2 separate regions of the Homo sapiens genome follow, and region 1 is linked to region 2. The links are chromatin contacts, found by Hi-C or POLR2A ChIA-PET in ENCODE. All regions are on one chromosome and are shown on one strand. Each heading gives the region's core, a stretch centred on a gene start or an enhancer-like site at or near the end of the contact. The rest is flanking DNA. Distances are from core to core; before and after follow the strand shown.

The links. A loop is a pair of places that touch in the nucleus more often than their neighbours do. ChIA-PET counts read pairs that join two places held with the same protein, here RNA polymerase II (POLR2A). Pooled maps may share reads with other maps.
Region 1: a map with no recorded cell type shows a loop between it and region 2 (2.4-fold over the local background). The contact joins two enhancer-like sites. A Hi-C loop is called at or near these places in 2 of 37 single-sample maps with no recorded cell type and 2 of 50 pooled maps. POLR2A ChIA-PET finds 5 or more read pairs at or near these places in 1 of 52 experiments (naive thymus-derived CD4-positive, alpha-beta T cell).

What each region holds. Positions count from the first base shown.
Region 1 is chr21:34,543,659-34,546,807 of GRCh38, reverse strand. The region is part of intron 1 of RCAN1 (regulator of calcineurin 1); the gene reads left to right. Among named protein-coding and RNA genes, the nearest start is that of KCNE1, 33 kb to the right of the region's middle. RefSeq lists a silencer at 2,622-2,771 and an enhancer at 1-3,142. Within about 2 kb of position 1,572, at least 24 of the 41 ENCODE cell types and tissues checked have a DNase peak (open chromatin) inside an H3K27ac peak, as active enhancers do.
Region 2 is chr21:33,969,880-33,972,993 of GRCh38, reverse strand. LINC00649 (long intergenic non-protein coding RNA 649) reads right to left here. Exons shown (of 3, transcript NR_038883.2): 3 at 1,808-3,114. Among named protein-coding and RNA genes, the nearest start is that of LINC00649, 40 kb to the right of the region's middle. RefSeq lists a silencer at 932-1,226 and an enhancer at 625-1,314. Within about 2 kb of position 1,358, at least 3 of the 41 ENCODE cell types and tissues checked have a DNase peak (open chromatin) inside an H3K27ac peak, as active enhancers do.

The DNA of each region.
Region 1 (3,149 bases), core at 323-2,822, 570 kb before region 2:
TTCCATATCTAAAATGGAATTGAATGCTTCTTGTAAAATGTACATCTCAGGGAAAAACCCATTGCTATTCTAAACCTGCTTCCTCCTATTCTTCAGTTCCTGGTACGGTGGATGTTGTTTGCGTCTTCTGACTTCTACCCTCTGAGTTGGAGACTCATAATTATTGTTAGTATGTGAGCATGCAGTGTCTGTCTTTAAACTGCTAAGACGGTGTTGCTTTTAAGCGACAGCGATTGTTTTCTTGTTCATGTTTGTGCTGTCTTCTTTGCGTCAGCTCCTAAAATAGAGGGGAGTTGTGTACCTGTTAACAACGTGTTAACAGCATTGTTGGGGTTTTTCAGACAATTTAATTGTACAAGTAAATTATTTTAAGTTAGAGCCTATTCGTTTGAAACAAAGAAAATAGTTTTTACATTTCTAAAAAAAAAAAAAAACTAATAAGTAACTGCCAACAAATGCTAGACTATATACCTGTAAAGTCAGCATTTTAATGTCATTTTCTTCTAGAGCCAGAGTTTAGTAAGTTCTTGGCCTGCTGGGAAGAAATGTAAGGAAGAGAGTGTTGTTAGGTGGGGATTTTTTAACACAAAAATATAAACTTGCCTGACGTGATTTCTCGCCATTTTCTAAGTCACTGAAATGTTTGTTATCTATTTTATTTCAGTAAATCACTTTCTTTTAGCATCCTTCAGATGGTCAAACAGCATGTTGTATCTCTGAGAAATCTCATCTTATTAAAGATTGACTGATGTCCTTCAACATTTCTATGAGCGTTTTTCAACCCACAGAGATCCAGTTAAGATACAGACAAATATCAGGATCTTCTTAGGACCTGTTTGAAATGACATGTTTCAAAGCAGCTCTGTATTAAAAGAGGTCATTCTTTTCTGTTGAACAAGAAATTAAGTGAATGCATTTGGTGTGCTGGGGCTATTCTTCGAATGTTAGAGCAACCTGTTTCATTTTAGGGCCTGGGGTCATTATTCTCCATGGGTGGCACCGCTATCCTCCCAGTGGCATTTGAAAATCCTTGCGAGACTTTGTGGTTGCAGCAAGGACTGGGGGAAAGCTGCTGGCATTTGTAGGGAGAGGGGACTGACCAGCAGGGAGGCTAAACAGTCTAGAGTGCAAGGGGCAGGGCCATGCAAGGAGAAGCTGTTTCCTCCACAATGTCGTTAGTGTAACTGCTGAGAAACAGCGGGAGAAGTCACAGGCTCAGGGAACACAAAGGATCTTTGTGCCTGGCCTGGCCAGCCCCCCACTTCTTCAAGGAAGCATACTGGGGGTCACATCTATTTTCTCAGTGTTTCCCTTTCACCCATGCCCCACATTGCAGCATTTTTCATCAGAAACCACAGGAGCCCAAAATACACTTCCTCATTTCTGAGATGCCTTTCTTAGTCAGGGCTGAAATTAGTTTTCAGTGGACACCCACACTCAGGCACTGTACTAGCAAAGCCTTTTGTTAGAAACTGTCACACTGGTGTTCAGATTGTCCTCTGCCCGAGTTTTGGAAGGGTGGGTGACAAGGGCCAGCAAATAGTCAACACTGCCCGTTGTGCAATGCTGTGATCTCCCTCTGAGAGCAAGAAGCAAACTTGAGGTGACACTGAAACAAGGGGCGGGGGCACTGAGCCTGCTTTCGTAGCTTTGCTTTGCTTTTGCCTCTTGGTTTACTTTCTATGGGGAACATATCCCACTAAGAAGGCTGGTCCAGCCCGCACCATGATGGCAGGCATGGGACTCGGGAGACGTGGTCCCAGAGGCTCTCGCTCCACTGATGGTGAGGAGTAAATGACACAGTAGGCTTTGCAGAAGTGAAGTCAGAAATCAGAGGGCTCCATCTTTCAACCACTCCCTGGCCTTCAAGGATAGATCTTGGAGTTCACGTCATACAGTCTTTAAAAGGCTCTCCTGCCCACAAGGTGCCCTCACTACCCCTCTTCCACGTGCGTCCCTCGCACTGCTGTTTGCTGAGACTTACAGCCCCGTCCCATGTGTGACTTTTACTCCAACCCGAGGCGGGTGCTTCCTGACAGCAGGGCTGGGTCTCCTTTACTTTCTATCTTGGGGACCAGCAGTCTCCTCTGACAAGGAAGAGATTCAGCAAAGGCTCGTTGAGACCAGCCTGGGTGACACAGTGAGACCCTGTCTCAAACAAACAAACAAAAACCAGCAGAGTTTCTGATTCAGTAAATATATATTAGTTTTCTATTGCTGTGTGACAAATTACTACAAATCTAGTGGCTTACAATGCCCATTTCTTAGTTGACAGGTCTGTAGGTCAGAAATCACCATGTGCACAACAGGGTTCTCTGCTCAAGGTTAACAAGGCTGGAACCGGTTCTCTCCTGGGCTGCGTTCCTGTCTGGAGACTCTTGCGGAGAATCTGCTTCTAAGCACATTCAGATCCCCGTGGCCACTCTAGCTCCTTGAGGCCACTCTCAGTCCTTGCCACATGGCCCCCTCCATCTTCAGAATCAGCAACAGAGAATGTCTCTCCCATCCTTTCTCCGACTTCAGAAAGAACCCGGTCCCTTTTAAGTGTTCACCCCACATAATCTCCCAGGGTAATATAACCTAACTGTGGAAACAGAATCCATCACAGAGTCCCGGGATCATGCAAAGCTTGTCCACCAGGGGGCCATTTGAGAATTCAGCCTACCACAATAGGTAGGGCAAGAATTCTGGCAAGTTGCCAAGTAAGGCAGCTACTGCTGCTGTGGCAGCCACAGTCTGAAAAGCACCTACCTATGCACATTCTACAACAACCTTTGACTTAGATTGTTCCCAAATTGCAAATGAGGAAACTGAAGTTCATAGGATTCAGTCTAGAGATAATATTCATAGCACATAGTAACTGGTACCTCGTGGGCACTGACCACTCCGAATGGCTAGCAGGCAACTGACTCTGGCTGTCAGTGCCACTGTGGTCATCTTGGCCAGCACCACCAGTTGACTGAGGACCCCCAGCAAGTAAGGACTGCAGCCAGGGTTCCTGCCCAGGCCCATCTGACACCCAAGCCTGAGCTTTGGCCACTTCACATGCTAGGATTAAAAAGAAAATGTCATCCCTCGAAGCCTAAGTCAGGAGAAGAAGAAATAAAAGGACAGCAGTTTATTGATTCCAAAGCCCAACTTCCTTTGAA
Region 2 (3,114 bases), core at 109-2,608:
CATGAGCATCCAGGTGCCTTTTCTTTTTAGAGACAGGGTGTCATTCTGTCACCCAGGCTGGAGTACAGTAGTGTGATCATAGCTCACTGCAGCCTCGAACTTCTGACTCAAGCCATCCTCCCACCTGCCTCCTGAGTAGCTGGAACCACAGGCACATCCCATCATGCTTGGCTCAGTTGCGTTTATGAAGCTTCTTCCACTCGGCTCTGAGCCTTGCTCCTGGAGTCATCCTTCGGCCAGGGCTGCTGGCACCTGAAGCCACTCTGGCCCCTGAACATCCCCCAGCCACACTAGTCCTGGCTCTCTTCTTCACGATGTCCATCAGGCAGAGACCAGCCAATGGGAGGTCAGACCCACCCTCCTCTGAACTCAGTGACATGTATGGGCTTTCATTATGTGCCTCTTCACAAATTTTATCTTTTTTCATTTTTGTGTCCCTTAGGATAGGAATTCCTAGCTCTACTTAATAGATGAGTGTGGGGCCGGGCATGGTGGCTCACGTCTGTAATCTCAGCACTTTGGGAGGCCAAGGTGGGGGAATCACCTGAGGTCAGGAGTTCAAGACCAGCCAGGCCAACATAGTGAAACCCCATCTCTACTAAAAGTACAAAAAGTAGCCGGGCGTGGTGGCAGGCGCCTGTAATTCCAGCTACTTGGGAGGTTGAGGCAGGAGAATTGCTTGAACTGGGGAGGCAGAAGTTGCAGTGAGCCGAGATCATGCCACTGCACTCCAGCCTGGGTGACAGAGCAAGACTCCATCCAAAAAAAAAAAAAAAAAAGATGAGTGTGGTAGGCAGAATAAAGTCCCCCAAAGACGTACACAGCCTGACCCCTGGGACCTGTGAATATTTCCCTCTGTGGCAAAAGAGACTTTGCAGAAGAGACCAAGTCAAAGATCTTGAGATAAAGATATTATTCTGGATTATCACAGCTTCTAAATGCAACCACAAGTGTTCTTATAAGAAGAAGGCAGAGGGAGATTTGACAGTAAAGAAGGCAATGAAACAAGGTGCTGTTCTGCTGGCTTTGAAGATGGGGGAAGAGGTCAACAATCAAGGAATGCAAGGAATGCAGCATTAGAAGCTGGCAAAGGCAAGGAAATGGGTTCTCCCAGAGCCTCCACGGGGATCTTGGTCCTACCAACATCTTGATTTTAGCCCAACGAAATTGATGTCAGACTCCTGACCTCCAGAACGCTAAGAGAATAAATGCATGTTGTTTTAAGTCCACACGTTTGTGGTGCTATATTACAGAGGCAATAGGAAAGTCATAAAATGAGTAAACAGAGACACGTAATGACTTGCTTCAAGTCACGCAGCAAGTCAGTGGAGCTGGAATTCACACTCTGGCTTTTGGATTCTAAGCCTCATATTCTTTCTGTTACACCATGCTGCTTCTGAGACTCTGCAGCAATTGAGAGTGTAATAATCGGGGAACAGATAAATTAGGTAATCAGTGTGTGTGTGTGTGTGTGTGTGTGTGTTAGCAGGATTAGACAATAGGGTACGAAAGAGAACATGTCATTGACTTGTACTTATCTCTCAAACTATCCAATGGAAAATTGAGAAACACCAAATACAAATTATAAAAAGGTATCATTAAGCTCAACATTTTGCCTCTGTTTTTCTGGTCACAGCGCAGTTGGTCTTCATATTGCAAAATAGTGATGATCTTGTTCTGTCCACGTGTTCACCTAAAGCACTGGTCTTACAGAAGGGTTTGAAAGAAAACAAATGGGCCAGGTGTGGTCGCTCACATCTGTAATTCCAGCAGTTTGGGAGGCCAAGGAGGGTAGATCACTTGAGATCAGGAGTTCAAGACCAGCCTGGCCAATATGGTGAAACCCTGCCTCTACTAAAAATACTAAAAATTAGCCGGGCATGATGGCACACGCCTGTAGTCCCAGCTACTCAGGAGGCTGAGACAGGAGAATTGCTTGAACCCGGGAGGTGGAGGTTGCAGTGAGCTGAGATGGCACCACTGCACTCCAGCCTGGGAGACAGAGTGAGACTCCATCTCTAAAAAAAAAATAGAAAATAAAAGATAAATAACTGTTCCTTGTGAGCCCTAACAAATAACAGAAAGTGTATAGAATAGATGCAAGCCGGGACTTGGGTCCTGAAGGCCAGAGTTCAATGTTTGCATTTCCTAAAGGAAATCTAGGGCAATCACATCTCTAACGGACAGCGGTCACTTTCGTGCCAGAGATAAGCCTTGAGCTCTTGCTCACTTGGTACATGTTGCATTTTCTCCTTCATTTTTAACTCCTCAGGAACCCCTAGAATGGTAAACTGGGAAGTCACCTCATTTAACTTAACAAGGAATCTGGGGCCCAGAGAGCTTAGGGGTGCCTCAGATGCTACTGGTTATGACCACGATCTGATGGGTCATCGTTACTTGAAGGGGTGAGCAGAGGCTTCGCTTAACTTCCTTAAGGCTCTCAATGGAAGAACCGCAAGTGTCTGTCCCCTTGTCATTTTCTGAAAAAGCAATTTATCATTAAGTCCTCCCTGTTGCTGAGCTATTCAATACTTTTTTACCTGTAAAAACTCCACTCTGGTTAGTTACTGCTTGGACATGATACCACAGCATTACCTGAGAGGTCACAACACATTTTATGTCTTTGGTCAGAAATAGAAAAACAGAAGCACAAGACCCCTAGCCAGAAGATGACAGCATGCCAGAGCTTAGTGTCACCAAGCTTTCCTTTCTATTTTTGGAAGCTTTAACTTATTAGGCAAACGTATCATCCAACAAACACTGGGAAATGTAAGTTGGAAAGGTCCCGCTAGTTGATTAAATTCCCTCATTCTCTTCCAAGGCTCTCCCCCAAAACTGAAAGCCCCGTATCAGCTCTCATAAGAATAATAGGAGGAAACAAGCATTTTCTAAGTCTTTGATCCTACTCCTGCCTAACCTCCTAATTCAATCTTCACCCCTGGTTTTAAAGCCACCAACACCTCTCCTGCTCCCAGAACTTTTCTCTAGCTGGGACCCTGTCTGCTGCTTTAATCAGAAGACGTAAGTAAAGAGCTGTCTGAAGCCCACTTTGGGGAGTCAATGTGGAATCAGGGTAGAAGATTCTTGATGCCCAGGTGGCCATCCTCCACCTAA